Regions from separate parts of the Homo sapiens genome. Here region 1 is linked to region 2. Evidence: read pairs that join two places in POLR2A ChIA-PET (ENCODE). Cell type or tissue: Panc1. All regions are shown on one strand. Links, peaks and the distances in the headings refer to the core of each region. The heading gives the core; the rest is flanking DNA. Region 1 has its middle 38 kb from the start of WEE1. Region 2 overlaps ZNF143 (zinc finger protein 143).

Region 1 (5,375 bases), core at 95-5,094, 66 kb after region 2:
CTGTCTTTTGACCAAGAGGTTGCGTATTTTCATTTTTGCACGGAGCCGCACAGATTATGTAGCCTGTCCTGCTGAGGCGTGCGCTTCTATTAGCCCTTCTGTTTTTGCTGCAGATGTGTGACCTGTGTTTTGGGAATATATTATCTCTTGTTAGATTATGGGCTCCTTTAAGACAGCTGGGGATTTAAATTTCCCGGTAACTCCTGGAGGTCTTGCAGAGTAGCAGGGCACCTCTAGCTGTTCCCTCCAGTTCCAAACTCACGTGGCTTGAGATGTACAGAGAGATTCCTCAATTCTCCATGCAGGAGTTTCGTTTTGCTTCTAGAGCACGGCTAAACTGCAAGGACAGAAAATCTTGCTGAGAATGAAGAATGCTCAAAATTCAGGATAATTGCATGAATAGTTAAAATTGCCTGGCAAAAGCTTTTTCTGCTCACTTTTCTGCATTCAGACTGTGAAACAAAAATAGAATCTTGGGACCTCAAATTCACTAGGCCAAAGCTTGGGAACTGAGTCATGCAAACAAAAAAGCAAAAATAAAACAAAAATACGGCCTTTCTTTTGTTCCCAAAGAGCTGTAATTTCACATGCTCACCTTATCTTATAAAAAATGTAGATTGACTGAGCATGAGACTAATGCATAATTGACTTTTCCTCTACCCCTTTCTTTTTACATGTAAAACATAGACTCACTGAACTCTAACCGGAGCCTCACAAGAATGTAACCACTTGCCTCATTGCCTACCCACCCTCCTTTTTTTTTTTTCCCTTCCCCTCCTGCTTGCCCTTTCCTCTGTGAAAGGAAAATAAAAACTTGGGACCCTAATTTCACTATGCCAAAAGAAAAATATTAAGCTGAAAGCTGAATTATCCAAGAAGTTACTTTTCCTTTTGTTCCTAAGCAAGTAGCTACAGATAAAAAGTTAAGTATCTCCACAGAGCTACTCTATGTTCACCTTAGCTGCTACAAAGATGAATATATAATTGACTATTCCCCTACCTGCTCCTTTTCTCTTGCAACATGTGGATTCAGTCATGTGACCATACCCTCCGTCTTTCCCCTCCAGCCTGCTTTTCCCACTTTTAAATATTGAAGCCCTCAAAACCATATTTGGAGAAAGGCACAGACCTGTCTCCCAAGTGCACGTCCTTAACGCTGGCAACATAAATTTCTAAATTAATTGTTACCTATCTCAGATACTTTTTGGTTTACACCTCTTGAAATATTGAAGTTCCCCAAATCCTCTTTGGAAAAACACGGGTCACAGATCGTATTGTGACTTGGGTTTCTTTTTCCCAGGCACGTCCTCAGCCTTGGCAAAATAAACTTTGAATCAGTTGAGATCTGCCATGGTCATGTTTTGGTTTACAAGATGAAAGAAAATGAGATTCCAGCTCTAATGTCAATTCCAGATTTCTTCCCACTTTGCCTCACTGCTGCAGGGGTTCCCTGGCACGCACAGGTCACAGCACACAGAAGCCCCCCACAAGCCTAATCACTAATCTGCCCCAAAGCCCCCCAGCCTAGGAAAGGGATGTGGAAAACAGCTCTAATCTGGGTGCAGACTCAGTGCCAGTGCCCTTCACACAAATTCTGCAAATTCTAAAGAAAACCCAAAGTGGTAAAAAAAAAAAAAAAAAAAATCTCTGCTGCCCCAAGGGGTTTGGCTTATCTTTTTAAATAGGAAATCTTTACTCCAAGCCAGTGACAGGGCTTTTGTGCTGATGAGGGCCCTAGGAGCACAGTAGGTCCCGCTTGAGGGCAGCTCCCACACTCACCTGATGTTTTATTCAGCTAAAACTCATTAGGCATGTTTCCCCACTGCCTTAGGGCTTTTCTAATATCCTGAAATTGCTTCATGTTCTTTTAACCGAAAAAGCAGGGGCAACAGAAAAATGGGAGCGCTTCTTTTTTTTTTTACAAAGGTGGGCTTCACTGTTGGAAAGCTGGTGGAACCTTTGGGTATTTCAAAGCCAAAAAGAAAAGCAGCTGGTTAATGAATTAAAGGCAGGATGGTGGGCCTTGGGGTCCACCACCAGCAGGAGGCGCTGTGGAGGTCCAGGGAGCAATCCATCTGCTTGCTTCACCATTTCCTTCTGGGACAAATGAGCCAGCTGTGCCTTGATGGGGGCAGTCAAAACAAGGCAAGTGATGAGAAGAACCCTGACAGCCTCAGGCCATTGGGACATCACTAAAGAGGAAATGCCCTCACCAGACTAGTTTTGTCTCCTTGCACAATCTGGCAGCCTCTTTTGGTTTTATAGCCAGTGTTGACCAAGATGATACTTCCAGGAGTAGCTCAGATTTGGCTTCCTGAGACGCCAGTTGCAATCCTGTGACAAGAAGGTGCTGAGAACTAATCATTCTCACACAGGCACTTCCAGGGCAAATCTCTGCCAGGCCTAAGGAGTCTCCGGCCCCAGCCACTCATTCCTAGCAACATTCCACACTCTTTGTTTTGTTTTTGAGATGGAGTCTCGCTGTGTTGCCCAGGCTGGAAGTGCAGTGGCACGATCTCGGCTCACTGTAACCTCTGCCTCCCAGGTTCCAGCAATTCTCCTGCCTCAGCCTCCTGAGTAGCTGGGAATACAGGCATGTGCCACCACGCCCAGCTAATTTTTGTATTATTCGTAGAGATGGGGCTTCACCGTGTTGGCCAGGCTGGTCTTGAACTCCTGACCTCAGGTGATCCACCTGCCTCAGCCTCCCAAAGTGCTGGGATTACAGGCATGAGCCACCAGTCCCGGTCTTTTTTTTTTTTTCTGTTTGTTTTTGAGATGGAGTTTCGCTCCTGTTGCCCAGGCTGGAGTACAGTGGCACGATCTCGGCTCACTGCAACCTCCGCCTCCTGGGTTCAAGCGATTCTCCTGCCTCAGCCTCCTGAGTAGCTAGGACTATAGGCGCCTGCCACCATGACCCCCTAATTTTTTGTATTTTTAGTAGAGACAGGGTTTCACCATGTTGGCTAGGCTGTCTCGAACTCCTGACCTCAGGTGATCCACCTGCCTCGGCCTCCCAAAGTGCTGGGATTACAGGCATGAGCCACTGCACCCGGCCCATTCCACACTCTTAAACCCAGTCTTAAGGTGAGGCCAGGCTGCTGCCGTATTTGCCGTTCTGCATGCCTTCTACAGTCTTAGGAGAAGGTCTACATGGTCACCTTCCTTCATCCCCACAGGGAAAGTCACTTGCTCATCCACAGGCAGAGCCCTGTCCAGGGCTCCAGTGTCAACCATGACTGGAGACAATAGGCTGTCAATAGATTCTATCCCAAGTTCTTGGACAAGAAATTTTGGAATAAATGCCAAACTTATAGGATAAATGCCAAATTCTTGTCCAAGAACTTGGGATAGAAGCCCCATTGCTGCCCTGCCCTTGGACCCAAGTCTAATAAGTGGGCTCTGACATTGTTCTTGAGGATTGACTCTGCCTTGATCACCTCTCCTGGCCCCCAGACTTGCTAAACTGTGGCTATGTTTATCCCAGCAAAACTCCACAGGACTCAGAGTTACTGAAATCCAGCCTGGTAGCAAGGGGTCTTATTCAAGGGGTCTTATTCCTACCATGACTCCTCTCTCCTCCTGCCCCTGAATTCTCTACCCTTCAGAGGAGCTTTTTTTTGTTTGTTTTATTTTATTTTATTTTAATCCTATGACACTACTTTTTTGCCTGATTGCCACTGTTAATTTTTATTTTTATTTGAGACAGGCTGGGGTGCAGTGGTGCAATCTCTGCTCACTGCAACCTTTGCCTCCTGGGTTCAAGTGATTCTTATGCCTCAACCTCCCGAGTAGCTGGAACTACAGGCGTGCGCCACCATGCCCGGCTAATTTTTGTATTTTTAGTAGAGACGAGGTTTTGCCGTGTTGGCCAGACTGGTCTCAAACTCCTGGCCTCAAGTGATCTTCCCACCTTGGCCTCTCAAAGTGTTGGGATTACAGGCGTGAGCCACCGTGCCTGGCCTGCCGCTGTTGACTATGTCTTCAGATACACAGTGTTGCATGAGGGACCAATAAATCACAGGAAAGATATAGAAATGGCAGTTTAAACATATCAAAAAATGCATAACCTCACTTATAATAAGATAAATTAATATTAAAACTATACCAAAATTATTTCAAAAAGTTTTTTAAAGTTTAAAAAACCTATACTGGGCTGGCTGCAGTGGCTCACGCCTGTAATCCCAGCACTTTGGGAGGCCAAGGTGGGCAGATCACGAGGTCAGGAGATCGAGACCATCCTGGCTAACACGGTGAAACCCTGTCTCTACTAAAAATACAAAAAAATTAGTCGGGCGTGGTGGCAGGTGCCTGTAGTCCCAGCTACTCGGGAGGCTGAGGCAGGAGAATGGCATGAACCTGGGAGGTGGAGCTTGCAGTGAGCCGAGATGGTGCCACTGCACTCCAGCCTGGGTGACAAAGCGAGACTCCATCTCAAAAAAAAAAAAAAAAGAAAAAAGAAAAAACTTATATGAAATCCCATTTTTCACCCATAGAATCGGTAAATATCAAAAAAGTTGATAATGTTGTTGGCAAAGATGCAGGAAAATAGGTTTTTGTTTTGTTTTGTTTTTTTGAGACAGTTTATTGCCCAGGTTGGAGTGCAGTGGTGCGATCACGGCTCCCTGCAGCCTCAACCTCCCAAGTTCAAGTGATTTCCCCACCTCATCCTCCTGAGTGGCTGGGACTATAGGTACAAACAACCACACCCAACTGATTTTTAAATTTTCTTTTTTTTTTTTTTTTTTTAGACGGAATCTCGCTCTGTTGCCCAGGCTGGAGTGCAGTGGTGCAATCTCCACTCACTGCAACCTCCACTTCCCAGGTTCAAGTGATTCTCCTGCCTCAGCCTCCCAAGTAGATGGGATTACAGGCATTTGCCATCACACCGAGCTAATTTTTGTATTTGGTCTCGAAATCCTGGGCTCAAGCCATCCTCCTGCCTCAGCTTCCCAAAATGCTGGGATCACAGGTTTGAGCCACCATGCCTGACCAGGAAAATGATTGTTTTGTCTGAGACAGGGTCAGGCTCTGTCTCCCAGGCTGCAGCATAATGGCGTGATCTGGGCTCACTGCAACCTCTGCCTCCTGCGCTCAAACCATCCTACCATCTCAGCCTCCTGAGTAGCTGGGACTACTGGTACGTGCCACCAAGCTCTGCTAAATTTTTTTTGTTGTTGTTGTATATTTGGTAGAGATGGCGTTTCACCATGTTGGCAAGCTGGTCTCAAAACCTGCTGGGCTCAATTGATCCTCCCAGCTCGGTCTCCCAAAGTGCTGGGATTATAGATGTGAGCCACTGCACCCGGCCAAAAATAGATTTAAATTGCATATATCCTTTAATTTGGCAATTCTTCTTCTAATACTGTATTCTA
Region 2 (5,375 bases), core at 208-5,207:
AAATTTTAATGGTCTACAAAACACAATAAAATAGCTGACTGTTTTTAGACTGAAACGATGAGAATATGGTGCAGAGAGCAGTAAAGATATTATTGTAATACTTTTAAATATTACAATAGAGTAATACTCTGGTTTTTTTTTGTGTGTGTGTGTGTGTTTTTTTGACACAGAGTCTCTCTGTGTCACCCAGGCTGGAGTGCAGTGGCGCGATCTCGGCTCACTGCAAGCTCTGCCTCCCGGGTTCACGCCATTCTCCTGCCTCAGCCTCCGGAGTAGCTGGGACTACAGGTGCATGCCACCGCCTGGTTAATTTTTTGTATTTTTTAGTAGAGACGGGGTTTCACCGTGTTAGCCAGGATGCTCTCAATCTCCTGACCTCGTGATCCACCCGCCTTGGCCTCCCAAAGTGCTGGGATTACAGGAGTGAGCCACTGCGCCCTGGCCAACTATGTGTAATACTCTTAAGTGAGGGGATGAAAAAGGAAAGTGTTTTTTTTTTTTTTTTGAGATAGAGTTTTACTCTGTAGCTCAGGCTGGAGTGCAGTGGCACCATCTTGGCTCACTGCTGCCTCCACCCTCCGGGTTCAAGTGATTCTCCTGCCTCAGCTGGGAGTAGCTGGGATTATAGGCACCCGCCACCATACCCGGCTGATTTTCTTATATTTTTAGTAGAGACAGGGTTTTGTCATGTTGTCCGGGCTGTTCTCAAACTCCTGACTTCAGGTGATCCACCCGCCTCAGCCTTTCAAAGTGCTGGGATTATAGGTGTGAGCCACCATGCCCAACAAGAAAAATTTTAAAGGGTGAAAATCATGGCTGGCTGGCGCAATGGCTCGTGCCTTTAATCCCAGCACTTTGGGAAGCTGAGGCGGGTGGATCATGAGGTCAGGAGTTCAAGACCCGCCTGGCCAGCATGGTGAAAACCCTTCTCTACTAAAAATACAAAAAATTACCTGGGCATGGTGGTGTGCGCCTGTAATCCCAGTTACTCAGGAGGCTGAGACAGAACTGCTTGAACTTGGGAGGTGGAAGTTACAGTGAGCTGAGATGGCGCCACTGCACTCTGGCCTGGGCGACAAGAGTGAGACTCCATCTCCAAAAAAAAAAAAAAAAAAAAAGTTGTCTGTCAGGAATTCCTTCTATAATTTTCACAATTATCTAATGATGCTTTGCTTTCCTTACCTATGTCACGATGAGCAATTTGGGTGATAAAATAGTAGCATATACAGTGTTCCTCTTGGGGGTAATAACGTACAGTCTGGCATTGTAATTTTGAAATAACATGCTTTTTAACAGAGCAGCATCAGAAATGGTGTTTGGAATATGTCAGAATCTCTTTCTTTTCTCTGCTGCATCTGTTCCTCATATTCCCTAGTTTTGCTGAAAGCAATCCAGGGCATGCTTACCAAACTGCTCTGTGCATGGAGTGCCCTTATTAAACCATGTCCATTAGTGCTACTTTATTGAAGTTTAAGAGAGGTGTTTTTTGTTCTTTTTCACATCAATAGTTCAGTTGAGATCAAACCATCACCAAAATGGGGATACCTAATGACTAGACCTAGATGTTCATTTCTAAATTCTTGTCTCTGCTCTCAGCTCTTTCCTGACAGGTATTTTTAGCTTTAAGCCTAGTAGGTCCTATCTCTGTTGTCACTTCAAAGGTATCAGGCTCTACCTACCTGCCAGTCAGTTTCATATATTCAGTTTTTGAATAGTCCTGGAACTGCACAAAGCCTTCAAGTTTCAACATTTCACCTATCCAATAGGATATTCTGCCCCAATTAGAATTGGCAGTATGAACTCTTTGCCCATACTTTAACCCTTAGCATCATATGGAGTCTGCGAGAACTCTATCTCATTTGCTAGCACGTTCTAATTACTTTTTACTTCACTGAATTATATTTAATTAATGGAACATGCTTACACTCTGGCTATATTTAAATATAACTCAAGGCTGGGTGTGGCTTATGCCTATAATCCCAGCTACTCAGGAGGCTGAGGCAGGAGGATCACATGAGCCCAAGAATTTGAGGTTGCAGGGTCCTGCCACTGCAGTCCAGCCTGGGTGACAGAGTGAGACTCGACTTTCATATATCATATATTTTCTGGGCACGGTGGCTCACACCTGTAATCCCAGTACTTTGGGAGGCTGAGGCATGCAGATCACTTGAGGTCAGAAGTTCGAGACCAGCCTGGCCAACATGGTGAAACCCCACCTCTACTAAAAATACAAAAATGAGCCAGGTGTGGTGGCACGTACCTGTAATCCCAGTTACTCGGGAGGCTGAGGCATGAGAATCACTTGAACCTGGGAGGTGGAGGTTGCAGTGATCTGAGATCACGCCATTGCACTCTAGCCTCGGCTACAGTGAGATGCCATCTCAAAAAAAAAAAAGTAGAGTAATGCAGTATTTGTCTTTTTGTAACTGAAAATTAGCCTATGCTAATTTTATTCTCAGCAGGGGTCTTTTTTTTTTTTTTTTTTTTTTTACCACCCCCCCATACGGAGTTTCGCTCTTGTTGCCCAGCTTGGAGTGCAATGTTGTGATCTCGGCTCACTGCAACCTCCACCTCCCGGGTTCAGGCAGTTTTCCTGCCTCAGCCTCCCAAGTAGCTGGGATTACAGGCGTGCACCACCACTCCCAGCTAATTTTTGTATTTTTAGTAGTGACGGGGTTTCACCTTGTTGGTCAGGCTGATATGGAACTCCTGACCTCAGGTGATCCACCCACCCTGGCCTCCCAAAGTGCTGGGATTACAGGCATGAGCCACCGCGTGCAGCCCACAGGTCTTAACAGTAGGGTACTGGTGTTACTTTGAGTCTTCTCTGCCAGCTTTTGGAGGTGCCAAGGAAATGACGTTTCAGCTTGTTCTATGAACAGTTATAGATTATGGATCCTTTTGTACCTAAAAGGTCACCCCTTGACTTTTTCTTTAAATGTGCGTGCCACCACATCCAGCTAATTTGTTAATATTTTTAGTAGAGACAGGGTTTCACCATGTTGACCAGGCTGGTCTCGAACTCCTGACCTCAGGTGATCCACCTGCTTTGGCCTTTCAGAGTGCTGTGAATCCAGGTGTGAGCCACTGCACCCAGCCTTGACTGACAGTTATCATGGCACTGATACCTTTTTGTGTATCTGAACAGTAGTTCCCACTTTTGGTCTAATGAAGGTACAGTTTATAGTATTTCCAAGACAAAATTCTTCAAGCAATCCTAAACGTAAAAAGAATTACAAATTATTACTACTATCTGTGTATTGCTCTTTTAAATATTGATGCTAAGTCAGATCTTTGGACCTGGAAAGGTCCTCAAGACATCTTCTGGTTCAGTTCCCTGTCCCAAGGCAGCTACATTATCCCAGCTACTGTTTGAGATAAGCCATGGTCCACAGAGGTAAGGAGACCTGGAGGTAGAAGGGAAGAAGGAGGTTGTGTTGGTGATTGGTAGAAGAGTTGCCCATTCATCCATTTATTCTGTACCTATTGTACTTCTACTATGGGCCAAGCACTTTCTAGGCACTAGAGTCAGCAGTGAGCAAACAAACAGAAGTCTCTGTCCATTCTCATGGAAGGGGAAATAGATAAACTAAATACATAAATACATGTAATTTGTTAAATAATAAGTACTGTGCAGAAACATGGAGGGGAAAAGAAGGATGGGGTTTACCATGATTGAGCAGTTGGGAGGTGCAGTTTGAAATGGGATGGACAGGGAAGCTCTCATTCCATTTGAGCAAAGACTTGAAGAGGGTAGGGAATGAATAATGAAGATACTGGGGACAATGTTTCAGGCAGAAGGAAACTCAAATGAACACGTTCTAAGGCAGCAGAACATCCAATATGCTTGAGGAAAATGCCAATGTGGCTGAAGTGGAGTGAATGAGATGGTGAGTAGTAGGAAATGAGGGGCAAGATCATTGGCCTCATTGATCAGTGTAAGGATTTGGGGATTTTACTCTGAGAAAGTCCTCAGAAGGTTTTGAGCAGAAGCGGGACATGAGCTAACTTTTCCCTTCAAAGGACACTGACCGCTGTGTCAAAAGAAGAGTGTAGGAGGCTAATGGAGAAGCAGGGAAATAAGTTAGGATGCTGTTATAGTAATGCAGGTGAGAGACTGGTTGTGGCTTAGATCAGGGAAGTACTGGTGAAGGTTGTGAGAGGTAGCCAGATTCGGGGTAGATTTCTGAAGATTAAGTCAACAAAATATGCTGACACATTGTAAGTGGGAATCCTCAGCAATGCTAAACCCAAAGGACTCTAATTATGGGAATTCTAGAGATCATATGAAACTGATGGGCACAATTCGTCAGTGTACTTCTAAGTTGCTAAGCGCACTGACAAATTGTGCCCATCAGTTTGAATTGTTGAATTATAAGAAGCATGCCTTGGACTTTGGGCTAATACTCTTACCCTACATATTGAGTGAAATTTCATCTTATTTCCAACACCATTACATCCTCAGCAGCTTTTTGTGGTTCATAAATATTCTTTGTAACTTTCATTTCACATGTATCATTCTTTGTTCCCAAGTGTCTTTATTTTTCTTCAAGGTAGAAGATGTTGTTAGCCCAAATAAATCGAGATTCTCAGGGAATGACAGAGTTTCCTGGAGGAGGGATGGAGGCGCAACATGTTACGCTGTGCTTGACAGAGGCAGTCACCGTGGCAGGTGAGCAGTTGTGTTTGAAGGGATGCGTTTGAAAATATCATTTATCTTAAAAGAAAAAAAATTTACAACTTCCTAGTTCCTGATTTAGCAGAAAACAATATAAACCTAGGTCTTTTTATGAGGTGTTTTGGTGTTTTTTTTTTTGAAACGGGACGGAGTTTTACTCTTGTCGCCCAGGCTGGAGTGCGATGGTCTGCTCTCGGCTCACTGCAACCTCTGCCTCCCAAGTCCAAGTGATTCTCCTGCCTCAGCCTCCCGAGTAGCTGGGATTACAGGCATGTGCCACCACGTCCGGCTAATTTTGTATTTTTAGTAGAGACGGGGTTTCACCACGTTGGCCAGGCTGGTCTCAAACTCCTGACCTCAGGTAATCAACCTGCTTCGGCCTCCCAAAGTGCTGGGATTACAGGCATGAGCCATTGCGCCCAGCCTCTATGTGTATTTTTTATCTTGGTGTGGGTACAGGAGGGCAGGGAATTTTTTTTTTCTTTTTCTTTTTCTTTTCTTTTCTTTTGTTTTTTTTTTTTGAGACAAGGTCTTGCTTTATCGCCCAGGCTGGAGTGCAGTGGTATGATCACGGCTCACTGTAGCCTCAGCCTTCTGGCTTAAGACATCCTGTCACCTCAGCCTCCCAAGTAGCTGAGACTACAGGCACCCACCAGCGTGCCCAGCTAATTATTTTATTTTTAGTAGAGACAGGGTT

What was found. Peaks named below come from ENCODE experiments on the same cell type or tissue, not always from the same donor. Only the 100,000 strongest peaks of a DNase experiment are listed, where the experiment ranks them.
Region 1: POLR2A ChIA-PET joins it to region 2 with 5 read pairs; 16 of 35 experiments call an interaction of 5 or more read pairs at or near these places.

What each region holds. Positions count from the first base shown.
Region 1 is chr11:9,533,240-9,538,614 of GRCh38, forward strand. No RefSeq gene overlaps it. Among named protein-coding and RNA genes, the nearest start is that of WEE1, 38 kb to the right of the region's middle. In Panc1, for the core only: a CTCF peak has its summit at 2,042 (motif pointing right); a DNase peak (open chromatin) is centred at 2,072; H3K27ac peaks cover 999 bases.
Region 2 is chr11:9,466,749-9,472,123 of GRCh38, forward strand. It overlaps ZNF143 (zinc finger protein 143), which reads left to right. Exons shown (of 16, transcript NM_003442.6): 2 at 4,554-4,672. The coding sequence starts at 4,561. Among named protein-coding and RNA genes, the nearest start is that of ZNF143, 8.4 kb to the left of the region's middle. In Panc1, for the core only: no CTCF peak of the experiment used is centred there; no DNase peak of the experiment used is centred there.